Linked DNA regions of Mus musculus: all the other regions are linked to region 3. A link is a loop called in an ENCODE intact Hi-C map of the cell type or tissue named here. Cell type or tissue: heart. All regions are shown on one strand. Region 1 holds the start of Tmf1 (TATA element modulatory factor 1). Region 2 holds the start of Eogt (EGF domain-specific O-linked N-acetylglucosamine (GlcNAc) transferase). Region 3 overlaps Frmd4b (FERM domain containing 4B). Region 4 overlaps Gm46970 (a long non-coding RNA gene). Region 5 overlaps Gm46970 (a long non-coding RNA gene). Region 6 has its middle 25 kb from the start of Gm32191. Region 7 has its middle 9.6 kb from the start of Gm24565.

Region 1 (4,000 bases), 240 kb after region 3:
CTTCTGGATTTCCTTCTGTGACAACCCCCACTCCCCACTTCGTTCTTTTCAGGTACACATAGATCTTCGAAGAACTAGGACCTGGGTTCAACAGAAGCATCCTCTAGCCACAAGTCTGTCATTAACATGCTCAAAATTGCAATACTGTGGGATAAAGTTACTGGAAGATAACTTGCCATGGATATGAAATTTTTTGTTGTTAAGGAAAAGTCTTATAGCTTAGCTTCTTGCAGTGCAAAACAGATACTCAGGGAGCAGGCAGATAATGTGTTGTACAGAGCTCTTAGAATGAGTTGGCAGATACATGGAAAATTGTGTGAAAATAATTGTCAAAGGAAATTTTAGTTCAGTCATTCTTTGTCACTAGGTGACACCCGTGGAAAAAGGATTAGCACCCTATTAAGAGGTCTAAGGATGGTGCCATTGCCCTTTAAAACAGAATGTACATACTACCAAATGCCAGCTCTGAACCAGAATAGGGCTCTTAAGCCCTTTAGGATGCAACTAACCCTCCCTCCCTCCCTCCCTCCCTCCCTCCCTCCCTCCCTCCCTCCCTCCCTTCCTTAATTAGAATAGAGTCATTGCAGATATAATACAGAGGACCCAATCTGATAAGGTAGGCATCCCTATTAGAAGAGGTGAGAGGGATGTGGGAGGAAGATTAGACAATGGAGTGCTGTACCTGTACCCAGGGAACAAAAGGATTGACTGCAGACTTGAAGCTAGGAGAAGCATGGTGCATTCTCCATGAAGATTTCAGAGGGAGGACAGCTCCAGTGAACAACTTCAGACTTCTGGCTCCAAACCACAAAAGCATTTCTGTCATTTTAAGCCATCCTGTTAGTAGTTCTGGTAGTCCTAGGGAATGTTTTGGGGGATAAAATTACATTTCCCCTTTCCCTTCCGTCCCTCTAAACTTTTTCATAGACCTCTATTGCTCTCTCTCAAATTAAGTCTCTTTTATTAACTGTTAAGTATATAAGTGTGTATACATATGCGTTCTCAAATGCATTAATTAGTACAACCCTCAGTCTGTATGATGATTTCGGGGCTGCTCATTTGGTAGTGTGTAACCTTCCCAGGGGAAGATTTACCCCATTCCTAGCTTCGGCATTCCTTAAGTACCCGTGGTTCTTTGTGTAGGGTAGGAGTCTCTTTTCACAAAGGGCTAATGCTTGAATTAAATTTAGCCTTTAAATGCTGGTAGAAAATTTTTCTTTAGCATTATTAGAACCAAACCAAACAGCTGCTGACTGGACAAGGAAGGCCATCGACTTTAAATTTTCTCCCATGACCAAGTGTGGGAAAGAGAGCATACAAGCTGTATCTTTTAGGCAGTGTGCACAGTATGTACTGATGGGTTAATATTTTATTGCTTGCCAAGTGGCTTAACCCATCCAAACCGCTGTTACAAACTGCCATAAAGTGGCTGGCTCATAGGCTACAGAAACTTGATTTTTACTGTTCTTGTGACTGGGAGGTCCAAGACGAGCACAGCTGATGAGAGCCATCTATTTCTAGTTCATGGCTGGCGTGACCTTGGTATGTTATGCTTGAGAGGGCGTAGGCACCTCTTAATAGGGCATTCATCTCTTTCCCGTGGGTGTCACAGTCATCTCGTGACCCAGAAAGTTCCTTAAAGCCCCACCTCTTAACATAGGAGTGTGCTGATGAACGCCATTCAGATGACAGAATTAGGTTGAGAGGGAGGTGGTTTCATCTGTTAATGTTCCAGGACCTGGGGACCGTGCCCATCAAGTCAGGCATAGACATCCAGGCCAGGCGAGAACTGGCCAACTACTTTTTGAGTACCAAGATTAATAAGTGTGAGGCCTAGCCGCCGGGATTATAGCGAGGCACACGCGGCTCTGGTCGCTCCCGGAGGTCTGGGCCTCGGCGCAGATCGCGTCCCTCAGTTGAGAACGGCCATGAAGCCCAGAGGCGGCTGGTAACTAAGGGCTCCGCTCCGCTCCCGGATGTGGCTTCACGCTACCGCCTCCGTCCTTCCGTCTGGGCGGAACTCGGCTCCCGGATCTGGTGGTTGTGTACGTGGAAGGGCGGCGCATGCGCGGCGGGGCCCGGCTCAGCTGTGCGGAAGGCTCGCAGCGCCGCGCGGCCGCGGGAGGCGGTGGGGCCGGGGCCGCCGCTGAGGCCGCCGGAGCCGGCCGGAGCCGGCGCTGAGGAGGGGCCATGAGCTGGTTCAATGCCTCGCAGTTGTCCAGCTTCGCCAAGCAGGCCCTGTCCCAGGCCCAGAAGTCCATCGACAGGGTCCTGGACATCCAGGAGGAGGAGCCGAGCGCCTGGGCCGAGGCCATCCCGTACGGCGAGCCGGGTAAGCGGGTCCCGGGGTGTCGCGCCTGCCTGCCTGCCTGCTGTCGGACCCCAGTCCCGCACGCCTCGGCCCCGGTGCGGGTCCTGCTGACCTCAGGTGTCAGCTCGAGCTCTGGTCCTGGCCCCAGGCCCCTGACTACAGAGTCAGGAGCACAGCCCCAGATCCCCAATTGCTAGGCGTCTTCCGCCTTGGCGCCCTAGGTCCGAGCCTTGTAAATCCCCAGTCCCGGAGCCCCGCGGGAAGCGTTTAAGGAACACAAAAGACTTTGTTTACAAAAAGTTCACCGTCTCAAAACAACCCGAGTCAGGGATGGTAGACCCCGTGTTCTACAGAGGAGCTAACCGAAACTCAGAATGCATAACTTTCTCCAGGTGAGGCACAGTCTGTACGGGGCAGAGTCCCAAGAGAATTTGTGCTCCAAGAGTTCCCAACTGTAGCCCTTTTTGCAGCACCAGATCTTTCAGATGAACTGAAATTACTCTTTCCAGGATTATTCGGTTGCTTGTGTCTTTACGTCTAAGGGAGTCTGGAGCACTTTTCGTGTGTAGCAACAGACACTGGGGCAAACCTTTGGATGAAAGTTAACTGTGGTTTCTGGTTTTAGATGTACATTGTTGAAAACTCGGGACCTAAGTTGAATCATTGATAACGTAGTTTATGTATGACTGTAGATATATCGTGATCTTATTTCATTCTCTGTGGCACCTTGCTATTGGGAAGCTCGCCTTTTTGTGGTTGGACCCCAGAGCTGGAGTTACTAAACTTAAGATCAGATGTTTCAAATAAAAAGATACTCATTATCCCCCGCCCCGGGCGAAATCTGAGACATGGATAGTGCTGTATAATTTATTTTAGAGGGCAGGTTGTCTGAAATGGAATATGCTTTCTTGAATGCTATTTTCATTGATCATCTGTTGTGTTTTAGATTACAAAACAACATGGGTCTGAAGAATAGGAATAGTTTAAGTGGATGTGTGGTTACTATAATTTTGTACCACATTTTTCAAGAGGCAAAGTTAAACCCTGGTATCCGTGAGGATGCTAATTAGCTACCTCGAAGACCTAATCTTGCCTTAAGCTTTGTTTTCTGGTTTCACACACTGAACAAATAAATGTAAAACTCTGTTCCCAGTTCAGTTTCCCCAACACTCTTCATTCCTCATAGCTGTGGAATCACGTTAAGAGGCAGATTTTATTAAAGGGCTTCTTGAGTTGTTTTTTTTTTTTTTTTCTTCCTCAGGAAGTCTGTGTACCCTTTCCATAAGCTTCTAATTGCAGAGTTTTGGTAATTTTGCTATCTTAAAAAATGTGGAAAAAATAATTTGGGGTTTAAGAGAGGGGAACTTGCAGACTGGTCATTAAGTACATAAAAGTGAATTCATTCACTAGAACTCACTGTTCTCATCAGTTTAATTATGATTTTTGAAAAAGACTGTCTCTATTATCTCAGGTTAAGTTTTGAGCATTGCTGTCTGTTTAGTTTATAATGTTACAAGAATAAAATGAGCGTGTGGCTGGATAGTGCTGTGACTGCATGTGCCTGTTAGTGAAGATTTGAACTGTCTTTGTGAGATGAGCCATGTGCCTGGGATTTCACACTGGCTGTACAGCCTTGATCACTACTTTAAGCATGTATTCCGAGGGGCTAGCATACTTGCTTTGGCCTGG
Region 2 (4,000 bases), 270 kb after region 3:
TATAATGATATATTTTGAGGAAATTGGAAATAGCTATTACAGTAATACAGAACTCAGTCTCATTTTAAAATTCCATTTCTTGCTTCCTATGAGTCTCAATAACTCCTTAATATATGTTAGTACCTGAAAGAGCCCCATGTAGATAGCATGCCAGTGTGATTAGTTTATTTTTGCCATTAGGTTAATCTGTGTTTAGCAAACATTTCACCTACTTCATGTACTTGGTTTTAACTGTATATCATTGCACCTCAAGCTCCTTTTAAAGTTGATTCAAAATAGCCATAATTACATGTTTTGCTGTAATGGGAAGCTGCATTTCCTGAAAAACAACGAAACCGGTAGAGTACCAACTAAGCTGAAACAAACAGTCTCCTAAAGTTGTGCTGTGGTCACGTCACACAAGCGCCCTGGTTCCATCGCCTTTGCCAGGCTTACTAGTGTGGTTAGTGGCTGAGTTAAGAGCACTGGTACTCTTTCAGAGGACTGAGTTCAAGTCCTAGTACACACATAGCAGCTAATAACTGTAACTCCGGTTCCAGAGATCTGATGCCCTCTTCTGGCCGTGTGTGCATACACGCACAAAATACCTATACATAAAAATTTTAAAATGCATTTTAAAAACTACTGTAATGTTCTTTTGTTCTTTAATGTGTGTTTGGCACATGTAAATGACATGCTAACACAATACATACTGAACAGGATATATATTAAACAAATTATATACATATTAAACACATACACATATAAAACACAGCTGGTCTGGAACTTGCGACATAGATCAGGCTGGCCTCAAACTTACAGAGATCCATTTGCCTTTGCCTTCCAAGTGCTAGCTAGGATTAAAGAAAGGCCTTCCCTAAAGTGCCCAGCCCATGTGTATGTTGTATGTTACTGGGGATTGAACCTGGGGTCGTGCACATGTTAGGATAGCACTCATCTCCGTGGTCACTAAGTTGTCTGGGTGTCTTGAACTTCCTTTTATTTTTTATTTTTTTTAAATTTTTTCCATGACTCAGCCTGTGGAGTAGCTGGAACAGCAGGCCTGTACCACCAGTTCTGGTTTCAGTTCTCATAGTAGCTTCTTAAAATTTATAAGACATGTAAGCCTTGTGAACTGAATGCATCTGAGCATGTTTATTTTGACACCATTAATATAAGCTGGGTCCTTTTTTTCATTTATTAGTATTGTATAGGAAGGTGTGAGTATCCAGGAGGTCAGAGAACGAGGTCAGGGAGTGGGTTCTCCCCTTTCGTGGTAGGATCCTAGGATTCAACGTGGGTCGTCAGGCTTGCTCCCACAAGCGCTTTGAAAACTCTAAGCCACCTGTCAGCCCTTGAACCCTTTAATCATAATTTAATGGCTGTCTCCCCCATGCTCCAGAAGGCATGCTGGAACTGCAAGGTGTCAAGAATGGAAGAGAATGGGAGATATGCATACACGTAATCATCACCTAAACAAGCAGTTAGAAATCATCATGAAATAGCAAAAACGTAAAAATTAAACAAGAGTAGCCATTGGACTTGGACACTTCATGGACAGGTACAATTCCCTGGAATCTACAGTATTTTCACTACCCACCAGAGAGTGTCCCACTACATCCAGTCTCATTTGAAAATCAGGGCAGCAACTTCTGCTCAGAATGGGAAAGCAATAAAATTACAACCCTGAGTGATATGTAAACAGTCCCGTAGTCTGCCTGCCTACTCTCTGGTGCTGGAGACCTGCCAAGCGCCTGGAGGAGCAGCCAGGGACTTGCACCCCGGTGTCCCACGTCCCGGAGGGGATGTAGGCGGGTGTCCCCAGTGGATCAGGCTGTGGGTCACAGGGTGTCCGTAACCTTGGCTGATGGGTGTCCAAGAGTGCCTTCCAGACTCTGGTCGCTGGGTGTGGTCAAGGCATTCCGGTCCGCCCTTGAGCCCCGGGCCAAGGTGTCGCGGCAGCTCCCGGGCGCCCCCTGGCCCGGCTTGGGCGCCGGAGGTTTCCGGTTCGCGGCTGCCGGCGGTGACGTCTCGTTACTCCCAAGCTGCCGCCACTGCCGCCGCCGCCGCTCCCTAGTCAAGCTGCAGGTGGGCCCCGCGCCTTCCCCGCCTGTTCCTGGCCGGCGCCTGCACCCCCGTGGGCCCGCAGCCTGACTCTGGGACTCTGATCCCAGCCCGCGGCCTTCAGCTGGTTACCAGGAGTTGATCGGTGGCTGTAGGCTAGGGAGATGCCCAGCCAGGCCTGCCCTGTTGCCTCGATCCCCATGCTGGGGCGGAGTGGCTTCTCCAGGCACACCTGGGAGCCGAGCGTCTCCTAAGACAGCTGCTTCCCCAAGCACCCGGGGCAGGGTTGGCTGCTGCCGGGCGCGAGGGGCTGACTCCGCTACACAGGGGAGGGGTTGACGTTCCGCAGACAACCGGAGGATCGCCACAGCAGGATTGCCACTTCGGCGCCTCAGGCAGCCGAGCTCTGTCTGAGCTCTGTCTGCTTGCCTACCTTGGGACTTGATAGTCTTTGAGTCCCAGATGCACTTCATCTGTCCGCTGCTGGCTCTGTTGCCCAGCAATGCCCTAAGCCATTCATGTGGTAGTCCTAGTAACCCCAGCTCTCATGGTTTACGGCGTTCAGATTTTTACCTTTTTTTCCTCTTCTCTTTTTAGGTCCGTGAAAATCCAATCAAGCCACACACGAGTGGAGCGCGATTGACCGTTTTGTGCAAAAAGACGCGGTAGCCTAACCTACTAAAGCTTTCATCCCTGCCAAGTCTTGCCAGAGAACTCAACTCCGGGAAGGCTTTCTGCCAGGCCCTGAAGTTGTACTTTCATGCACCACAGGGAACCATCACCCAGCATATGCAAGTGGGTACATGCCCTCCCTTGCAAAAGCCAACTTTCTGATCTGCTCCTTTAGATTTTCCCCACGGCCAAGGGTTACTTTTTTCCATGAATGGTCAAGTTTTGTTAACCGGCAGAACGCATTGCAGAGCTGTGGATTTGGATACCCGAAATTTAGGACCTAGTGCTCCAAGCCGCGACCTAGAAGGTTAGTCCAAGGGCTGGGTGGCCTGTTGTGATCCTGAGGTTGGCACTGGTCCAGGCAGCCCCGGGAATCAGAGAACAGGATTACTGCAATGAGAACCAGGAACAGGCTTTGGTCCTAGGAATGTTTTCTCTGCTAATTATCCTGTTGGTCTGGATTGAGTGATGTGGTGTGAAGCGGGCTACCTCCTTCCTGCTCACCACTAGTGTCTGCTCCGTGGGTTACTATGTCCAGGGGACCCTGGGCTCTGACTTTGCTTTGAGAGACTTAGTAGTGTTCATTCACTGAGGAGAATCACGCATCTTCATCTCCGGGCTTCTGGCTAGGGATTTGCTGGTCATTTTTCTCTCTACGTTGTTCCTTTATATTAAAATAGTAACTAGTCTCTTGTGGCATGCTCTTAAGGTAACGTACTTTATTTTTCTCAGGTTTTAGGCTAGCCAAAGCATCAGCAGCTTCCGGAGGGGATTCTGAGGACTAAAAAGGTCAGTATTTTCATTATTAAGCAGTTATTGTTTTTTATCAATATGCATTTTTTTTCCAGAGGCAGGGTTTCTCTGTGTATCCCTGGCTGTCCTGGGACTCACAACTGCCTGGCACTCAGTATGTATTTTTTATTAGATATTTTCTTTATTTACATTTCAAGTTTTACCCCCTTTTCTCATTTCCCCTCTAAAAACCTCCCTATCCCATCCTCCCTCCCCCTGCTCACTAACCCACCATGCATTTTTTTAATTTTATAAAATTGCTAGTAATTTACTGTTAGATCAAGGCCCCTTGGGTTTACAAGGGATAGCAACATAGCCTTCAGGGCCTCCAAAGCAAGGAACCCCTTTAATTACTTACTGGGCAAAGGATTTGTTCCCATGATCATCACTGTTTTAACCTTATGACCCCAATAGGCCTGGAACTTGAACAGAGCATTGTATTCATAAACATCAGTGAAGGCTGATTTTGAAAGTTGTGTGGTCCTTCCAGTCT
Region 3 (4,000 bases):
CAGGGATAACTTAGGGCAGGGGGCAAGGTTTAGGAGCATCATTTGGTGTATATGAGAATCTCCTCCATGGGGGACATAGATCTTGGGGGACAGTATTTAGCGTTTGAATACATAGCAGCTGCAGTCCAACCCCTTACAGGAGACCCATGATCCGGTGCTACGTTCTGTGCTTCAGGCATATTAAGTAAGGATGCAGAGTCCAGAGCACAGGCACACATGTAAGAGAGGCTTTGCCCAGCACTGGTGTGATCTCACAGAATTATCTCTAGAACTGGGCGAGACACACAGCGTCCACAGAGGGGAGAGGAGGTGACAGTCTAGGCAAGCATCACTTGAAACAAACGTACCCTGTGCTCTTGCTAAGTGGGAAGGCACCAGCCTGGGAGTGGACAAGATCACAGGTGAACCCCTCGAGGCACAGGGATGGCAATGCCGCCACTGAAGGAGGTCCGAGGAGGGAGGACAGGATTTAGAACTACAGCGTCAGCACTGGAAAGAGGGGGCCAGATCATGTGGAGAGGCAGAAGCCCTAAACACAGTGCTTTGTCCAGACATTGAAACTTGCTTCACGAAGAAAGGGAAAAGATCTGAGGGTGCTGCCACGTCCCTGTAATCCTAGCCCCTGGAGAGTGAAAACAGGTGTACCGGAAACTCTAGGCCAGCCTCACGCATACAGGGAACTCTATCAGGAAAAGAGGGGCTGAGTGAGGGCTCTTTGGGTAATAGAGCTTACTAACACAGTCATGAGGACCTGAGTTCTAATCCCTAGAATCCACGTTTTAAAAAAAAAAAAAAAAAAAAGCCTGGATCCGTGTGTCTGCGGCCCTGGGAAGGAGAAGGAAAAAAGAATTGCTGGGATTTGCTGATTGACAGCCTAACTCCAGATTCAATAACAAACCCTGCCACAAGGGAGTAAGTAAGACCGAGAGTTATAAACAAAGCAAGATGCCCACTGCTCTCTTCTGATCTCTGCATGCATGTGTGCAGATATGCCACAAACACATATGTCACACACATACCAAAACACAGTATGAATGATTTTCTTTGAGGACTTGGCCACCAGCTTCCTTGTCTACCCTGGGACTTGTGGGCTCCTTTCCGACATACTCTTCTTGGACCCCAGGAGTCAAACCTTAACAGTTTGCCCTGACTCTCCTACAGGTAGCAGGCAACACGAAATGTCAGGATTACAACCAGCTGTCGAAGGTGTCTCCTGGCTCTGGTTGTGTTTATTTTCAGCAGTGTGAGGAGGTCTTTTCTGTAAGATGGAAGGTCTTAGCCATTTCCACCTTTCCGGGGAACAGGCCTGGAAACGTATTTATGTCTAAGGGTGTCTCCTCGGAAAGTCTTGGTCACAAGCCTAGTTCTTTGTCTGATGAATATTTTTGGAAGGTCCCTACCCCGTAAGCTTTCTGTCCACCCCCGTGAAGCCCCGTGAAGCCAACACGTCGGATCCCTCCCTTTCAGGGTCCTCATGCCCTCCTCGGTGCCACATCAGCCTTGAGACGGTGGTAAACTGAACAGAGGAAGGCAGGGCTGCAAGGGACAGTGTCAATGACTGTCTTTGTCCCAGCTCAGAGAACCAGAAGAGAAGCTGGAGAAGGACCACAGTTACATAAGGAAGGCAGCCAAGCCAACCAAGTCAAGCAGTTGCCTGACAGAGAGGGGCAGAATTCCTAAGGCTTGCTATAGGCGTCCCAGCTCTGTGTGCAGGGCGGCCTTCCGCCTCTAGAGGGCAGCCTCAGCCCTCCTTCCCCACAAGGGGCCCTTCCTGTCACCTCCCTTCATCCATTTTGGAAAACCTTTGCTGAGGGACTTTTGTTAATGAAGAAACAACATATAAGCTTTGCAACACAATGGCTTTGGATCGCTGTCCCTTCTGGTAGACAATGGAGCTTCCACCGTATAGAATCCAAACCAAAGAGAAAACATGGCTTGTGGTTACAAGTGTTTGTCTTTTGATCATTTGGTTGGTTGGTTGGTTTAATTAGTTTGTTTTGTTGTTGTTGTTGTTGTTAACTAGAGTTCATACTTATTGATTAAAACACTTAAAAACAGCAAGATAAAAACATTAAATGAGCCTCAACGCATCTTTGTATTTAGGCATAGATAGGTCATTTTCTTTTATTCCTCAGAGCCTTCATTCAAATGAAAGGACTGTAAATAGACTTTAAAAAACAAAATGAAGAAAAAAATCTAATATATGTATTGGTGGTACATGCCTACAACCTCAGCCCTTCAGAAGCTGAGGCAGGAGGGTCATGAGATTGAGGCTGACTTGAACTGCATGTCGAATCCAAGGCCAGAAACTTCATAGCAGAGGGAGGCCAGTCTCAGTGATAAACAGCAGAATCTAAGCCAGCTGTAGAGCTCATGTTAGAGCTCTTGCCCAGCATACACAAACATTCAACTCCCAACAGAAGAAAAAAGTTCAATCTCTAATACACACTTTCACACTTTAAAGGTATATGTCTATTACATAGACATAAATATCTTCTTGGAGTATTTATTGTGGTTAAGGACAGATCTCCCCACTGTGACTGTCCAAAGAGGTAACCAGAACCCACACCTTGTTCTATATCTGTCCGGAATTTTTTATAGCTTTTAAAAAAGATATTTCCTTTACTTATATTTCAAATGTTATTCCCTTTCCTGGTTTTCCCTCCGGAAATCCCCTTTCCCATCCCCCCCACCCCCCGTCCCCGTCACTAACCCACCCACTCCTGATTCCCTGTAGGGGCATCGAGCCTTCTCAGGACCAAGGGCCTCTCCTTCCATTGATATCCAACAAGGCCATCCTCTGCTACATATGCAGCTGTAGCCATGGGTCCCTCCATGAGTACTCTTTGGTTGTTGGTTTAGTTGGGAGCTCTGGGGGTACTGGTTGGTTCATATTGTTGTTCCTCCTATGGGGCTGCAAGCTCCTTCAGCTCCTTTGGTCCTTTCTCTAGCTCCTCCATTGGGGACCTTGTGCTCAGTCCAATGGTTGGCTGAGAGCATCCACCTCTTTATTTGTCAGGCACTGGCAAAGCCTCTCAGGAGACAGCTATATCAGCCTTCTGTCAGCAAGCACTTGTTGGCATCCATAATAGTGTCTGGGTTTGGTGCCCAGATGGGGCAGTCTCTGGCTGGAATTCTACATTAAACTTTTCCTCCATGTTTAATTACGGCTTGCCTCTACTTCCGTGTCCAATCCAATTTCAATGTGCTGTGTGTGTGGAATGAACTCGCCTCGTTCATTCCTACACAGGGTTCTATGCAGGCTCATAGAAACATGTTACACATCTTAAATCATGCCACATCTGTGTAAAGAAAGAATAAAGGACATACCCACCCATGATGGTGTCTCACACCCTCTAGAGGCAGGATTGATGTGCAAGGCCATCCTGGCTGCACGATGAGATCCTCTTTCAATATCTCTCCCAAAGAAAAGGATAGAATGAGGAAGGGGAAAGGAAATAGGGAGAGAAGGGGGGAGGAAGAGGAAAAGGAGAAGGGGGAAGAATTCAAAGTTAGTCTTATCTGCTATATGGAACCTTGAAGGGTTAAAATTGATGTGCCGTGTATTTAAACATATATCTTTTAACAGCTTTGAAGCTGAAGTGTCCGTAAGTCTCACATTAAACATGACAAAATATAATGTAATAATCCTTTAACTTTAGCTTTTTGTTTGAGTTTTTTTTTTTCTTTTTTTCCACTGATTCAAAGAAAACTTTCCCAAAGTTCCACCAAGAAAATCTTGGGACAGTTCCCAGTTCCCAGCAGCCATATCTTGTAACTATAGAAACAAATACACAGAAACTGAGCGCCATACTCTATAAGGTAGGAAGTCCTCTGGTATCACTTACCCCACATTGAGAGCTCTGGGTTCAAATTCCCAGCCCTGACGTTTTTCTTGCATATTTACTATAAAAGGTAACATTAATAAATAAAGACTTCCAACTTGGTTGATGTATATGATGGGAGGCAGTAAAGAAACCACTGGAATGGCTGTTCCACA
Region 4 (4,000 bases), 110 kb before region 3:
AGCCGTGAGCCCACTCTGAGGTGTCCACGGGGAGGGAGTAGAAAGCACGTTACCACGACCTTCCAACCATCTGCATTGCCGCTGATGAAGATGAAAGAACACACTTATTCTTCCACGTTGAAATAAAAGTGAAATGGCCCAAAGGTGACAGGATACTTCCATTCTATAGGGGTTCTCTTCCTAAAGAAAAATAAATAAATAAACTAAAAAGAAAAGAAAAAGGAAAAAGATTTAAAAGTAGCACCTGTTCTGTGCTTTAGATGAGTTGCCTATGTGTTGCTCAAATTTTGTACAAGCATTCTACTTGTGAATTTCTTTTCTTTAAAAAAAAAATCTTTGTGTATATATAGGGAGTTTTGCCTGTATGCATGTCTGCGCACCTAGTGCATACCTGGTGCCCACAGAGGCCAGAAGAGAACTTGAGAGTCCTTGGGACTGGAGTTCCCTGGGATAGTTGTGAACTACCATGTGGGTGCTGGAAGTCAAACCCAGGTCTCCCGGAAGGGCAAGTGGTAGTGTGTGGCATGGGCATCTCTCTAGCCCCAATTTATTTATTTATTTATTTATTTATTTATTTATTCATTCATTCATTCATTCATTCATTCATTTCACAGTTGCCCCAATTTATCTATCTATCTATCTATCTATCCATCTATCTAATTCACAGTTAAACATGTAACTAGCTTAGGCCTAATGAACAGGCGAACAAAGTTAATGATTGAGATTTAGTGATTTTGTTTGTTCTTTGACAATTTCATAGGTGTGTACAATGTAGCTTGATCATATCAGACCCTTTCCCTTCTTTCTCTTTTTTTAAATCTGATCTCCCCAACACTGCCCCTTTCAACACTAATGTCCTCTTGTTCTTTTTAAATAACTCGCTGAGTCCAACTACTGCCGTCCATATGTGCACAGGCGTGGGGCCATCCACCAGTGCCCTGGTTCTGAGCCTTCCGAATGCTTTAATACAGTGCTTCATGGCACGGTGACCTTCAAACATAAAATTTTGGTGGCAACTTCATAACTACAATGCTGCTAGTCTTATGAATTGTAATGTAAATATCTCTGTTTTCTGATGGTCTTTGGCGACCCCTCAAAGCAGTCATGAGCCACAGATTGAGAACTGCCTCACTAAGAGACAGTCAACCTTCCAGAGGCTACGCCCCTGAAGGAAATGGACTCTTCCTTCCCCGGCAGCCAGCACCTGCAGGAAGCTCCTCGTCTAGGACTGGGTATCAGGAGCCTGTCCTCACTTCATGCCTGGAATTTTGACTGGCTTGTAACCCTGACTCATAGTCTTTCTGTCCCCTTTTCCACCATTCTTCCCCTTTGCCTTGGGGAAGGGGTAGCCTTGGGGTAGGGTAAGATTAATAGAAACAGACTATTCGGGGCTTGAACCCTGAACAACCACTTAATTCTCAGCTCTCTGACCAGCTGTGGATGGGATATCGCAGGGAAGTCTAAATGCCCACTGGGTTTGATATCCAAACTCTTCTCACAGAATCGATATTAAGGACTGTGGGTAGCTCCATATCAGGAGTCACTGGGAGAAAGGCAGAGCTGGTCTTCAGGAGGGAAGTGGCTCTGTAGCTGCCAACCACCTGGCCACTGTGCTTCACTAACCCTGACTCGGAAGCAGGAAGCAGGAAGCAGGAAGCATCGTAGGCTACGTGAACCCTTCATTCAGGTGTTCCTACTTCTAGGCTTTATCTGGAGAACTAGAAGGAAGGCCCGGAAGGAATTCGGCTTTCAGCAGCACAGCTTCTAACCTGAGGCCGACAAGCACTTTGTTTCAAGCTGGAAGAAGAGTCTTTAACATTTCATTTAATTTGATTACTAATTAACATAGTTTTAAAATTTAGCGTTCTCCTTAACTACAGTCATGATGGCAAACAACGGAAGGCTGCTTACCAAAAACCACAGGTTTGCAGCGGCTTTGGCAGGGAGCTTGGTAGAGGAAAGCTACATCTCCCTGAAGTCTCCGTACTGAAGGGAAAGCAGGAATGCACAGGCTTTCCTTCCTCCAAGGATCTGTATGTTACATAGTGGGAAGAGAGCTTAAGAAAGAGCAATCGTAGCTATGTTCAAGCAAACTGGAGTGTTAAAGGGAATTTAAATTACTTTAATTGCAAGAACTTTCAGACATTTAGAAAACGTGGGTGAATTGCCAAAAAAAGAGGATAGAATGTATACATATTACATAATGTAAACTTTTTCTTAGTTATTTTATCCCTAGACCCTTCTTTCATGAAATCCTGAGTCGGGTTAGCCACACTTTCTAACAGGCTTTTTGAAGACTTTTAAATAGGAATTCTCTAGGTCCACCACTAGGGGTCAGTCGTGCCGCACCCAGCGCTACCCTGGTCCTTTCCTATCCTGACCAAACATTCACCAAGTGCCCTCTACACACCTGAGGCTGGCTGGTGTTTTCAAGTATACATTACTAACGTTCAAGGAATGCATAAAAAGAGGTTTAGGAGCCCTCGAAACCGCCTCACTTTCAGACCCACCCCCAACCCCGGCCTTGAATCTGAACCCTGAGGGGTTCTCAGCCATATTTCTCCTAGGGACAAGGCCTTTCTGTCATTGCAGGCTCCAGGAGCACCTCGTGGACCTCACAGGTGGCCACTGAGGAGAAATTCCTCAGACACGGCTAGAACTGCACTACCTTCTCTGGTTTGAGCTTCTGCTTGCCTGTCAGGCCTGGTTGGCCACTCTGAGGAAACTTCTGAGAACCATGGTCAGAGTCCCAGGCCTGACTAGAACTGATATGCCTAAAGTGAGGCAGCCACCCTCCCTTTCCATGCCAGGACAGACATCATCAATCTCCCACAGCATCCCTTGGTCACAGAACTCAAAATGGTCTCAGGATCCCTTCCTGATTCAGGCAGACATTACTAATCAAAAGGCTATTAGTTAACATGACTGGGAAATTTCGCCTTGAAGGTTATCATGTAAGTTTCTTCCATGTTTTGAACCTTCTCTGGTGATTTGATTTAATTTCTCTAACCTTCTACGGGGACCACACATGCATGAGCAGAGAGAGAGAGAGAGAGAGAGAGAGAACATGGGTCATATATGGTGGCACTGACAAGTAAACCCACCCCTGGGGAGCCTGAGGTGGGAGGCCCTGGAATTCAAGGACATGTCTCAAGAAACTGGTGTTTTGTTTTTTTCTGACCCGCAGTAAAATGTATGTCTCGATAGCCCCAGCTATTTTTACTACAGCTTCCCCATGATGCCCGACTCAGGTACCACACATAATTGAAACAGGGCTGCTGCTGCATCCCTGGTCACAGGTCCAAACCTGGGTCACCCTGTGGCTTACCTTCTGGATTCCTGATACTGTCATATGACACATATCTCATTTTAATTATCAAGTCCATGGTACTAGCAGATTCTGTGAATGAAGTGCTGAAAAAACCGTGTGTGTGTGTGTGTGTGTGTGTGTGTGTGTGTGTGTGTGTGTGTGGTGTGCTTCCAGCAAAATCTATGTCAGGTATGAGAAGCAGCTGCGATGGTGGACTTTTAGCCTCTCTAGCATCTGACAGCCCTGTTTCTATTGAATGCTGAGCACATCCTTAGTATTTCAGAATCAGAGGCACGATGGCACAGTTACTAGACATGGCTTCTGAGGTGAAGTGGGGCCCCGCTTCTTGCCTTAATTGGAATTAGAGTCTCTGGTGACTTACTCTTAACACCCATCTCCTATGGCTCATTTGTGTGGCCACTGCTGCCACTGCAAAGATTGTGTGGGGCTGGGAATTTGATAGTATAATTACCAGACATTTATAGTACCCGTAGGTGCTACAGTGAAAGATGAAGACAAAGGCAGCCATGTACACTCGAGTCCCAAGAATTCAGCTGTGAGATCTGACAGCTCGGCCCCAGGACCAGAATTTAATTTACAAATGGAGCATTAAGGAGTGAACTTTCCCCCCATGGCCAGTGCGCTGAGCTGGGGGCAGAGCATGCTTCCAGAACTGGCTTCAGGACATGG
Region 5 (4,000 bases), 89 kb before region 3:
CCCGGCAGTGTCCAGCAGACCATTAGCCAAAAGGAACACTCTAAGTTCCAATCCTGAATGGTTCTGTTACTTCAAAAGGAATGTGCCAGCGATGCCTCCAAGCCCCTTTCCATACCAAAATGTCCTCCTCATTTCACCTTCTTCTTGCTTCCATGTTTTATCTCCTCTCTCTGTTTCTCACAATCATGTCCAGGGTCAGCCACAGCCTTTAAATGATAAATGAATGTTATTGGCATGTAGCCATGTTCATGTATGTAAGTATTTTCTCTACCTGCTTTTCCGACACAGTAGTAGACTGGTTACAACTGAGACCATTTTTTTTTTAAATTATGGAAGATCCAAAATATTCTGAGCCTTTGAAGAAAGGTAGACCCCTAATCTAGGTCAGTAACTCTGCAGTCATACAACTACAACCTCTACCTTCCCCATGCCCTACCATGGCCAGGAGTAAAATCCTGATGTTTGGAAAGGAAAGAACTTCATCTCAGTTATGTCCACTTGCAAGGAAAAGAGGTAGGTGACTGTCCAGCCTCCACTTGTACCCAGGGTAGATGCTGCTGGCCTGCCACATGCCCCAGCCCTTCTTCTGACTGGCTGCAGCACAGGAGTGGGAAAATATCCCCCCTCCCTCGTCCAGGAGATGCTATCAGATCCGAAAAGTCATGTAAGACGACTATTAAATGTAATGGGTGTCATCCTACCTGAGATGGCATTCCTTGTGAAGTCAAGGTGATGAAACTAATTTTCTCTCTGCTTCTTTAGTACAATACCATATAGACTATGAGTCATATAATTAGGGACTATGTTGTACAAAAATTCCTCCCTTTAAAAAGTAGGCTCATTACCATGAAGTGCCCATAACATGAGAAACACGTAGAAACTAAGCCCCACTGAGAATGTTCTAGAAACTCAGCTAATACTGGCTTTACTAAATGGCTACATTGGTAGAGCCCCTGACTGTGTTTATGTTCTTTCTCTCCTGCTAACTCTTACAGCCTTTTGTAAGCAGGCCCCTGTTGCTGATTTATAAGGGGCGTAGTTCTCAACCTCTAAGGGTCACATACCAGGTATCCTGAATATCAGATATTTGCATTACAATTCATAATGGTAGCAAAATTAAAGCTATGAAGTAGCAACCAAATAATTTTATGGTTCAGGGTCACCACAACAGGAGGAACTACATTAAAGGGCCACAGCACTAGGAAGGTTGAGAATCACCAATACAGGGTAAATGCCTATGTGTGCTTTGTGTAGGGTCTGGTCATCTATGTTACCTTCATCTGCCACAAACCATATTCACGTCATAGACAGTTCAGAGATACCCTCAAACAACATGTTCATGTACAAGTGCAGGTACTTGCTCTGGAACCTGCAGTTCTTGGCGATGGGTAGGAGCTAGTTTGCACAGGCACGCATCGGCTGTTGTGGGGACCTGCCCCAGACTGCATTTGCTGCCAATAAGCAGCTGAACAAGCTTCCTTTGAGCGGGAGGTGATAGGGAAGTCGTGAGTGAGGAGGCGGCTTTGCTTCACAGTTTCTGGTTTCTTTTTTTTTTTTTTTTTCTCCACAAGTAAGTGTTTTACCAAGGAGATAAGGCGAAGCCATTTACAGGACTGGGAGAGTCTCTCCCGCTTCCTAGCATTAGCAGTTTGATGGAGAACTGGGAGGAGCCAGCCCAGCCGGCAACTCTGGGGAGGTTGGAGCCCTGTGCAGTTTGGCATCCTGACAACCAAGTTGTAAACCGTGTGTGTGGGCTGCAATCCAGTGTGGGGCTTTCCAAGAACCACTGTTCATCGAACCTGGAGCTGCAGAAGCCGAGCCAGAGAGACTGTGCGTGTGCCGTTGGCCATTTAAAAGCCGTAAGCCAACCTTGGCAAACGCTTTGACTCTTGGCACCTTTGGCTCTTGGCTCCTTAAGCCTTTTTGTGTTAAATTTATGGAAAACAGGGTAAAAAAAAAAAAGCTCTCCCAGGGAACAGAGACCTTCTAAATACTGTTTTAAGCTTTGGGGTTCATGGGATCCCAATGAGATTAAGAAAGTGATATTATTGATATATCTCGGGACAATAAAGAGGAAAAGGGAAGGCGGAAGAAGAGGGAGGAGAGAGAGAGTCAATGCTGTTGCTTTGGATTAGAGTGAAGGACTTAATAATACCCAAGGTACCACACAACTAAGTTAGTGAAAATGCAAACATATTATTTGAAGTCACATCAATTTAAAAACTGTTCCTAGTAATATACTGCATATGAGCAAGTCCAGTTCATAAAGGGACAAGGTTAAAATAAAATTATATTTCAGTGGAATGCCAAGGCACTAGCAAGCCTTTTACCCAGGCCAGAGAGCAGATCACCATGAGGTGCTTCATTGTCAGTACAAAGGAAGGAAGAACAGAGAAACAGGAATGAGCAAGAAGCTGTGATGTATCCCAGAGCAAGGAGGCCAAGGTTTGGGGGTGCTTACTGCCTTCACTGGGGTATCCCTATGTTTCCAAAGAAATGGCCCTAAGAAAGATGCTGGCTGTTCCTGCCACTCAGCACCCCTGTGCCTTCTGAGAACAAGAAAGCTTGACTGGGCCAAGTATTCCCTCCAGACTACTACTGATCAAGTTGTACTTCAAGAGGCTGTCAATCATAGCACCCCACACTCCCGTACTCTCTAACAGTTCTTGCATCTACACACGTCCCCCTTCCTCACCTGGATCAGATGATTACGATTGTCAGTCAGCACATCTCCCATGATTTAATTACTAGCTGCCAGAAAGGAGCTTGCTCTGGTTCCCCTCTGAGTTTGAGCCAATGGGGGCATGAGTTTGTGACACTGTTCATCCTGCTTACCTTGTAGCAGAGTGAGTACAATCGGCAAAGACCGCATTCAAGGGGCTGAATGCGGATGCAAAACAAAAAACAAAAAACAAAATCAAAAAAAAAAAAAAACAAACAAAAAAAACCAAGCAAACCAAAACTACACACAGCAAGACCAAACAAAACAAAATTACACACACACACACACACACACACACACACACACACACACATATACACACACACACCAAAAACAAGTCAAAAACAGGAACAAGTCAAAAGAGAAGTAGGTTCTTGGCATCCACAGGCTTCCTTTGCCCTCCTGATCCCTTGCCTGGTCTTATCGGTCGATACATTTTTCTCTATTAAATTAGATAGTGCTGTGTTTCCTTCACTTGCAGCTAAGAGCTCTGTCAGAGATACTTCAGCTTCTGCACACGGGCACCCACGGTCCTCCTGTGGGTTGCTAAGCCAAGTTCGACTTCCTCTCAGCCCCACCTGCAAACTTGATGGAGTGCAGCTTCCCTGTAGACTTAGTGATAAGCAAGGGACCCAGCAGGCGAGAGGGTGATCCCAGCTTCAGTCCTTTTTGGTAGGCACCCCTGACTGTCACAAGGCTTTTCTTGTGCCTTCTTTCTGGCTCTGTGGAATTTTGGGTTTGAGCTATCTGACTCAATCTGTGGGCGTCCCATAAAAGATATCCTGCGTGTCAGATATTTACAGTATGATTTATGACTAGCAAAACTAGAGTTGTGAAGTAGCGACCAAAATAATTTTATGGTCTGGGGTCACCACATGAGGAATTGTATTAAAGCAGCATGAGGGAGGTTGAGAACCACTGGTCTAAAACATCACTCTCTTAATTTCTCACTAAGTTTTGGGTTTACAAAGTTTTGGGAAAACAGGGGTGATGATGATGTCGATGAAAATGATAATGATGATGATGTTGACAAGATGATATACCTAATTCATAAGCTATGGTGATTAACTATTGGCAACTTCATAAAAGCAAATCAATATATACTAGATGAAGATATTCATGATCCTTCTATTTCTAATATTTCCAATAGTAGGGTCCAAGCTTTTTGTCCTTAATATTAAAGAAATTGATTTTTTTTGATTCTTTGGTTTGGGTGGTGGATACATGAATAATCTAGTCTCAATACCAAAGGTATAAAATTGAATGTGAAACTTCACA
Region 6 (4,000 bases), 140 kb after region 3:
TGTCTCTGCCTCACAGCTCACTGTAGGACCACTAGATTACAAATGTGTAGCCGACTACTGGAATACAGACGTGCAGCTCTGTCACTTGGCCTTCTCTGCCTTTTCAAGATCCAACCTGAGCTCCTCACTGTCAGGGGGCAGTTGCTTTACCGATTGAGTCATCTCCCTAGCCCCAGACCCGAGGTGCATTCATTTAGCCACTCAAATAACAGTACTGAAATAAACATCCCAGCTGAGGGTTGATTCCTGCCCCCAGCTCCTAGAATTTTCCCCCCTCATTTAATCCTCACAGCAAGGCCACCACAGTTAATCCCAGCCCAAAGCTCTTGGATGTTAGTCTTGTGCCCGGTGTGTAGTTAGAGGCACTTAAGGCGGGGTTCCAGAGACAGCCTTTGTGAAGTGTGAGTTCCTTCCGTTCAGAGTGCACGGACAGGTAGGCTACACTAGAGACCTGAATGGGTGTTTTCCACCTCCTCCTCCCCCCTCAGCTGTCCGGCAAGGTCAGGGCAAATTATACCTGTGAGTATTCAAGAGTGAGTACCACCTTAAATCAGACACCCTGGCACCTCCCTAACTCATGCTGCGTCAGGTCATGCTGTTGGCTCCAAGACAAGTCACTGCCTTTTCTGCACACATAAGAAAGCAAACAAGCAAAAGATTTAGAGAGAGGGGGGAAAAAAAAAACAAGAGGGCAGGCAGTTAAATTTGGAAAAGAGTTCTAAGTGCCAATTTTTTTTTTTTTTTTTAAGAATTTATCTCTCAGGCATCCTGGGAAAATTTTAGACAGAGCTGAGAACAAAACCATTCAGTATGGGAAGTGTGTCCTGTAGACCTGAGATTCCTAGGCGACTGGAAAATGAGGCCAAGACCACTCCTAGGGTTTGGCTGAGGAGAGAAGGTTTTGTTGTAGGTGTGAGGGAGAGGACAGCCAAAGGCATCTGGAAGGGTCCAGACTGAACTGGGCCACGGTCGGGGATGGGAGGCGAGAGAGGAAAGGAGTGGCAAGCGATCCAAGAGAGGAACCAAGATACTAAGAGGGCATGTAACTAAAATGGCTGAGTTATATAGCGATCAGAGGCTGGGGGAAGGAAAGCCCAATCCGCGGGCTACAGAGGTTTAGGGGAAGGAGAGGGGGAGGGGCGAGAAGTTCAGGGAGAAGCCACAGGCTACTGAGAGGTAGCCAGAGTCAGCTTTGATATGTTAATAGGCACCTCAGGTAGCCAATTGCCCTGGGTTTCTTTGAGACCTAACATTAGGCAAACCCTCCTCTGTGCAAGGGCAGCTGGGACAGTTCCGAGTGAGAAGTCTGTGCAGTGAGGTGTCACACGCAGATAATGTCCTTCCTGCCTTTCCCGGGCACGGAGAGGTGCCCCGGCTCAGTGCATAAGCCCTTCATCTGGACAGAACCTTCTAGACTAACTAGGACCAGGTTTCTTCTAATCGTTGGGCTGGGTCTGGACTTTCAGAGCGTACAATATTGGTTAAGAAGGACACCTAGGGGCCGTCCCGGTTTACTGCAGGCAGGCACTCCTAGCTGCCCTGGATTCGGGATTCTCAATATTGTATGAACAAGGTGCTGTAGGTTACAGGGAGAAGGAAACAAACCTAACGAAAGCCCAGTTTCTAATTTCTAACCCCCAACACTTCTGATTACTCGCTGTGCTCTTGGGGGAGTTGTTTGGGGGGTTAGAAGCATGGAGAAATGTAGGGATTCAATAACATCTAACTCTTAATAACGTGTGCCTCAGTTCTTGGGACAAAGTAAGCCACGTCTTGTTATTGTTTCTAATGGGACTCTGCAAGGAAGAGAGTTAGTAACATTTAACAGCATTAAATTTAAACATCAATAATGTAAGACTTACATTTTTAATAGTCACTGAAGACCACAGTAGAGGTTTATAAAAAGTAAAGTACTTTCTCAGGGGGAAAAAAAAGTCAAACAAGCCAAACTGGCAAGATTTTTTAAACACAGTCTTTTAGAAAATCAAAATTAATTTATACATACACACAAATTCTGCTTTTTGGTTTTTTTTAAATTTTTTAAGTAAAGACAGGCTTGATGTGACTGGTTTTTCCTTTGCTTCAAACAACAAATGGTTTGTCCCTGTCTGGTACTGTGCCAACATATAACAAGAGGGCCCAGTGACATCTTTGTTTGCTTTAGATACAAGAATGAGAGCCCAGGATAAATGCTCAGACACACCAAAGGTCACATAATCAAGTACAGAGGAAATCACCCCCACACAGGAGCATCCTGGTGCAAGTCACCTTTTAAAGGGCATATGAAGAAGGACCACAGCGTTGGGGTGATCACAGGGCCTCGTGCATGCTGGGGCTGGGGCTGCAGCACAGAGACACATGCCAGCTGGGCATGGATCTAACTCTGCGCAGTCATGTGTGTGAAGGGAGAGAGAAGGAGACAGAGACACAGAGAGACAGAAACAGACAGGGAGACAGAGAAAGAAAGACATAGAGACAGAGACAGGAAGGAAGTGGAGGGGGAGGGAAGGGGAGGAGATAGAAGAGGGGGGAATGGGGAGAGGAGGGGAGGGGAGGAAGAGGAGGAGACATAGAGTCTTACATGGCCAAAGCTGGCTTCCAACTTGTGTAGCAGAGAACGACCCTAAACTTGTAATCTTCCTGCCTCTACCTCCTGAGTGCTGGGATTAGAGGTGTGTGCCACCGGGCTTGATTCACTGGTGCTGGGGACAGAACCCAGGGCTTTACACATATTGGGCAGGCATTCCACCACTGAGCTACATCCCCCCACCCTCATACTATTACTTGTTGGCAGAGATTTGGGCTCAGAGCTTTCTACCGTAGGCTGTCATTTTACTGGCCATGTGGTAGAGTTTACTGGTGATGTGTTTAACAAACAGAGACAAAGACCCAGTTAGGTTTGAATTTGAAACAAGCAAAGGGTGAACCTACATGGAGTGCATCCATGTCCCCAGTGTGTCCTCTATTTTATCGCCCTGTCACCCAGGCAACCTGATGGTTTAGTAAATAGAGCTGCAATTTCAAAACGGTCTGGATCTCCCTGGTTAGTTTTGGCAATTCCTCTAGGCTCCACCCAACAGCTACCTAGCAACAGCTTGCGCAGCTGCTTGCTTGGTACTAATAGCCAAACTCTCCCCTCCCCCTCCCCTTCCCCCTTCCCTTCCCCCTCTTCCCCCTCCCTTTCTCGCCCCTCTTCTCTCTCCCCCTTTTCCCTCTCTCCATCTCTCTCTTCCCCACAAGTTCATGGCCATCCTCTTCCTCTCTCCTCCCTCTTTGTCCTTCTTTGTCCCCCTCCTTTCCCAGGTCCCCTTCCCGTTCGCACTTGGCCCGTCACATGGTGGTGATTCCTCTGGGGAACACCTCCGGGCCCAACGAGACTGTCCCTCTCGCCCCTGCCGCATTATATTATGTTTTATAAAACACAACAGTTAAGACTCTCATTTCTGTGCTCTTCAACAGATCAGCAAGTGTAGATGGCTTTTAACAGAGTAACGAGATAGAAAGAGGCGTCAGAAAGTGGCTCAGTGTCTTAGGCTTCAAGGCAGGGGTTGAGTTTCTACTGCCTTCACTACCATAGCTGCTTCGGCACAGGAAATGCTCTGCACAGAGTGTGGTACCTGCCCATCCTGCAAATGCTGTTTCTTATACTGAGAGCTCCAGCTCAGGGCAACATAAATTACTTCCTTGGCACAACAACAACCCCACCTCCAAGGATCAACTTCCATTTACAGTGCAATGTAAATTATTGAGAATGTGTGGACTGGGGGCTTTAAAAGTACCTGTAATCACGTTGCCAACCTGGCTCTGAAATATCAGCCAGTTCCAGCTCCTTGGAGCTTAGTAAATTGAGTATGTGGTGAGCAGTTATTTCTTCTAATAATGTGGCTGCGCGCTGATGCAGACAGAGATGTCTCTAGATTCGCCTCCACGTTAGTGACCTTTGGAGGGTTTGGGGGGCATTCGTTTTTTTAATTATAGAGGAGTATTAGACATTAGACCA
Region 7 (4,000 bases), 320 kb before region 3:
GCTCTCTGTTACTTTACTGAAGATGTGCCCTCTAAACTCTGGGCTACAAGTCCTTGACTGACATAGAAGCATTTTATTCTGTTGGTAGTGAAGGGCTGTTGGTAAAACCTTGATGGACTCGAAGGTCACAGCCCACTTCCCCCCAGGCAAATGAAGCACTGTGGTTTCCATAACAGGCAAGAACATTAGCAGGGTAATTACAGGAGCTACTGGAGACCAGCTAAGAAAGAGGTTGCCAGCCTCTAGGTGGACCACAACGATCACATTCCCAGATCCAGATCATAGTCACCATCTTGTTTTGCTAATAGTTTTGCCCTCTCTTCTAATCCTTTCACAGAAATTAACCTATGTGGGAATCAGGCACTCGGCACCTGCAACTTTGCCTACCTTCATTCAACCCCACAACCATGCAGTGCCCCCCTTCAGATCTTTAACAGCGTGCACGTGTGTGTACGTGTGTGTTCGTGTCCCGGCCAGAGGGCAGTCCTGGGTACCATCCTCAGAAACGTCCCCTCCCAACTCCTTTAGGTTAGTGTCTTTATTAGCACAGCTCCCGGACCTTGACAGTTAGGCCGGAATGTCTGGCGGCTGAGCCCCTCATCGACTGTCTCTGCCTCCTTTGTGTTGAGGTCACAAGCTTGCCCCACCACGTGGAGCAATTTTATGTGGGTTCTGGGGAAAGAACTCAGGTCTTCATGTTTATGAAAAGAACACTTCACTGACAGAGCCATCTTCCCAGTTACCACTCGAAAATTCCCACGAAAGCTTAGGGGTGCTTTGGAGACAAAAACATATATAGCCACGTGAGACATACAACCATATATTATCAGGGAGCTCACAGAAGCAATCTTTGTCTCTGTGTTAAGAGGCTGATCATGGAGCCAGCACTCCCACCACTCTCACGGAGGAGCTGGGCACGATGGAACTCACACTACTGAGCCACAGCGCCTGAGGCCAAGTCATTCCTCCAGAGGCCAGTGTAACTCAGAGAACACTGATGGAGAAAGCTGCCCTGAGGACAATTAACTCCAGGCGTGGTAGCGCACACAATGCTAGCGAAGCCTTGTTAATCAAGAGAAACCAAGAGAACTTGCTTTCCAACTCAGGAACGACGGGAAAGCGGTAGTTCAGAGAACGCACATGACTCTTGGCTCTTCCTGAAGAAGAGCCTGAAGATCCTTTCTCACCGTCCCAGGTTCTGATCTTCTGTCTGCACTTCCATAGGAATGACCTTCAAAGTTTCCTGTTTAATGAATGAATGTCCACAAAGGCGGGAGCTGCTACCGACAGTGTCTGAATCACCAGGCTCTGCATTCAGCAACACTTCCCGTGCTGAACAGCCTCGGCTCCGGTCTCACTTGTCAGCTTTTATTAAGTCCACATGGCGTGAAGAGCCAGCGCTGTGAGGGGCACTTGACCAAGAAAATTAAAGTAATTTAGCCCTCATCTAGTAAACCGTCGGTAGGGCAGGCCTCCAGGCTGTTAGATTTTGCTAATTTAATCTCATGAAGATGGGTAAATGATAGGGATAATTTTTTAATGGAAAACTAGAAAAATTAAAAATATGAAAATGGTATTTTTGCATTACAGAAAGTACATTCAACATTTTTGGTAGATTTGATTTTATTTAGAACTAAATAGTATTCAAATGTAATGCTAATTTCAATTCCTGTAATTTTTACAGGAGTTTTAATAACTGGAATTTGGAGCAACGAATTAGTTGCGCTGAGAATGAAGTTGCACTTTGGAAAGTATGCCAGCAGGTGGCAGTGTCTGACAAAGGGTTTTTTAACTTTTTGCCTTTTCCCTTCCCCCGCAGCAAATTCAAGTCAAAAAAATAATTAGGCATCGCTTATTTCTTATTACTACAGAAGCAGCTGGTTCAATCCTTTGGAAAAGAAAAATAAAATGATTATCTTCAACTGATTCTCTAAATATCCCAAATTGATTTCAATAAGTCAGTATTATTTTTTGGCAATATAGATTAATTTGTACAGATGAGAATAGTTTTATTCGTGTGTGTGTGTGTGTGTGTGTGTGTGTGTCTTTTATCACTCTTTCTCTTTATTTTTTGAGTCAGAGCCTTTCACTGAACTAGAGTGACTTGGTTGGGCTAGCTGAGCAGCGAGTCCCAGGCATCCTGCTGTATTGTCTCCCCCAGAGCTGACTCGGCTGGCAGGGCACACACTGTTGCTTTTTTATTGTGTGCTTGGAATTGAACTCAGGTCCTCCTTGTTTTATGGCAGTCACTTTACAGCATAGCCAGCTGACCAACCCTAAGAACAGCTTTTTTTCTTTTTAAAGCTGATTGAACAGAGGCATTCTCTCAATTCTTTTACAGGCACGAATCTTCAATAACATCCCCAATCGATTTTGTTATTATTTCAATTCAATTGACTTGTGTGCCAAACAAAAATTGGAGTGTTTCTGCCACAAATCTCCTTAATCTTTCCTTTAAGAACTAACAAACAGATAAAAATAAAATTAAAAACTGAGGTGAGATGCACCTGCCTGCAATCTCCTTACCAAGGAGGCAGAGGCAGGAGCATGACTGCAAATTCAAGGCCAGCCTGGTCTACATAGAGAGTCCCAGACCAGCCAGGACTACACACTGAGACCATGCCTAAAGGTAACATTTTCTCTTCTTTATTAAAAGGTAACATTTTCTCTTCTTTATTAAAAGGTAACATTTTCTCTTCTTTATTAAAAAGAAAAACAAGAGAAGGTAAAGATGTTAGTGGTTAAGAGAGAATTCAGAATCCTCACTCTGTTTATTCTGGTTGGAATCCCAGCTGTGTTTTCTTTGAATATTAAACTGTTTTGACATTTTTTTTTTCATACTGTCTTCTGTCTTTATTATTTAGATCAACCATATCTCAGGAGCTGTGCCTATGTATAATGTTGCATATCCAATGTACATGCATGTCATAAAACGATGCCATTTCACTCAGCAACCATATCAGGCAGAGAGTAAGGAGGAGTAGGAAATCGAGGACTCTGCCTCCCCAGACCTGGCACCCTGCCTGAGGACATGGGGATAAATGTGCCACAAGTTTCTGAAAAGACTCAGATGACCTCTGCTGCAGAGCAAGGACAGCAAGGTGAGGAAGATGCAGAGTACAGAGGTCTAGAAAGGCACTGTGGCCTTATTAACCCTTGAGGGACTCGTGGCTCATGGATCTGCAGGCTCATTCGAGGCTGGGCAGCAGCAAATGAAACTGTGGAGACAGTGAGAAGAGCTGGGTGATGGAGTCATTGCAGTGGGACTCAGAGTTGGCCTGTTGTATGGGAAAGGATGAACGGATGGGGAAGCAGAGAGATCTTCTGGGCCGAGAAAGCATGAACAAAGACTTAAAACTCATTTCAGGACATGGGGAGTCACTGGAGCCTCACTAAGGGGCCAAAGCTTAGCTTTAGCATGCCTTCTAATCCCCATTTTACATGCAAGGACACCAAAGTTTAGTGCAATGGAGCCATTTGCCAAAGGCCACCAAGACAAGCAGACAAGACACATTAATCAGGGCCTACCTTGAGAGCCACAGGAATAACTGTAAAGATGGTGTCGTTCTTACGTTTTTGTTTGGAAATGTGGAGGTGAGAGAAATTGGGCAAGAAGGTACAATCTAACTTTCAAAATAGATAGTTAGGTAACAAAACAAATAAATAACAAACGCCTGAATGTCTGGGGAACATGGCTTAGCTCGTCAAGGGTTTCCCTCTCAGGCACCAGGACCTGAGTTCAAAACCTAGAAACCATGTAAAAGTTCAGTGCTGCAGCAGTTGTGACCCCAGGGCTGGGCTGGGGGGGTGGGGATCGGAGACAGCTGATCCCTGCACATACTCGGTCAGCTGGCCTAGCCAAATCCACAAGCTCCAGGTTCAGTGAGAGACTTGCCTCAGAAAACAAGGTAGAGAGCAATAAAAGATACCCAGTGCTTACCTGTAGCCTCTACATGCGTGCACACATGTACATGAACAGGTATGTGTACCTCATCCCACA

The links. Hi-C counts contacts between places; a loop is a spot of excess contacts. Peaks named below come from ENCODE experiments on the same cell type or tissue, not always from the same donor. Only the 100,000 strongest peaks of a DNase experiment are listed, where the experiment ranks them.
Region 1: a loop joins it to region 3, with 2.2 times the contacts of the local background. A loop is called at or near these places in 3 of 42 quality-filtered maps.
Region 2: a loop joins it to region 3, with 4 times the contacts of the local background. A loop is called at or near these places in 5 of 42 quality-filtered maps.
Region 4: a loop joins it to region 3, with 5 times the contacts of the local background. A loop is called at or near these places in 38 of 42 quality-filtered maps.
Region 5: a loop joins it to region 3, with 4 times the contacts of the local background. A loop is called at or near these places in 17 of 42 quality-filtered maps.
Region 6: a loop joins it to region 3, with 6 times the contacts of the local background. A loop is called at or near these places in 36 of 42 quality-filtered maps.
Region 7: a loop joins it to region 3, with 8 times the contacts of the local background. A loop is called at or near these places in 27 of 42 quality-filtered maps.

What each region holds. Positions count from the first base shown.
Region 1 is chr6:97,177,214-97,181,213 of GRCm38, reverse strand. It overlaps Tmf1 (TATA element modulatory factor 1), which reads left to right and starts at 2,090. Exons shown (of 17, transcript NM_001081111.2): 1 at 2,090-2,332. The coding sequence starts at 2,191. In heart, no CTCF peak of the experiment used is centred here; a DNase peak (open chromatin) is centred at 2,043; H3K4me3 peaks cover 2,506 bases; H3K27ac peaks cover 2,290 bases.
Region 2 is chr6:97,146,899-97,150,898 of GRCm38, reverse strand. It overlaps Eogt (EGF domain-specific O-linked N-acetylglucosamine (GlcNAc) transferase), which reads left to right and starts at 2,013. Exons shown (of 18, transcript NM_175313.5): 1 at 2,013-2,067; 2 at 2,641-3,022; 3 at 3,448-3,504. In heart, CTCF peaks have their summits at 552 (motif pointing left) and 1,946; DNase peaks (open chromatin) are centred at 1,918 and 3,018; H3K4me3 peaks cover 2,213 bases; H3K27ac peaks cover 2,084 bases.
Region 3 is chr6:97,414,887-97,418,886 of GRCm38, reverse strand. The region is part of intron 3 of Frmd4b (FERM domain containing 4B); the gene reads left to right. Among named protein-coding and RNA genes, the nearest start is that of Frmd4b, 71 kb to the left of the region's middle. In heart, CTCF peaks have their summits at 1,733 (motif pointing right) and 3,367; a DNase peak (open chromatin) is centred at 1,706; H3K27ac peaks cover 399 bases.
Region 4 is chr6:97,524,692-97,528,691 of GRCm38, reverse strand. The region is part of intron 1 of Gm46970 (a long non-coding RNA gene); the gene reads right to left. It also overlaps a transcript of Frmd4b not described here. Among named protein-coding and RNA genes, the nearest start is that of Gm25852, 21 kb to the left of the region's middle. In heart, no CTCF peak of the experiment used is centred here; a DNase peak (open chromatin) is centred at 2,482.
Region 5 is chr6:97,504,016-97,508,015 of GRCm38, reverse strand. It overlaps Gm46970 (a long non-coding RNA gene), which reads right to left. Exons shown (of 5, transcript XR_003956336.1): 1 at 1-4,000. It also overlaps a transcript of Frmd4b not described here. Among named protein-coding and RNA genes, the nearest start is that of Gm46970, 10 kb to the right of the region's middle. In heart, no CTCF peak of the experiment used is centred here; a DNase peak (open chromatin) is centred at 1,725.
Region 6 is chr6:97,275,595-97,279,594 of GRCm38, reverse strand. No RefSeq gene overlaps it. Among named protein-coding and RNA genes, the nearest start is that of Gm32191, 25 kb to the right of the region's middle. In heart, a CTCF peak has its summit at 1,504; DNase peaks (open chromatin) are centred at 544, 1,324, 2,264 and 3,044; H3K4me3 peaks cover 675 bases; H3K27ac peaks cover 2,658 bases.
Region 7 is chr6:97,738,081-97,742,080 of GRCm38, reverse strand. No RefSeq gene overlaps it. Among named protein-coding and RNA genes, the nearest start is that of Gm24565, 9.6 kb to the right of the region's middle. In heart, a CTCF peak has its summit at 1,739 (motif pointing right); no DNase peak of the experiment used is centred here; H3K4me3 peaks cover 242 bases; H3K27ac peaks cover 165 bases.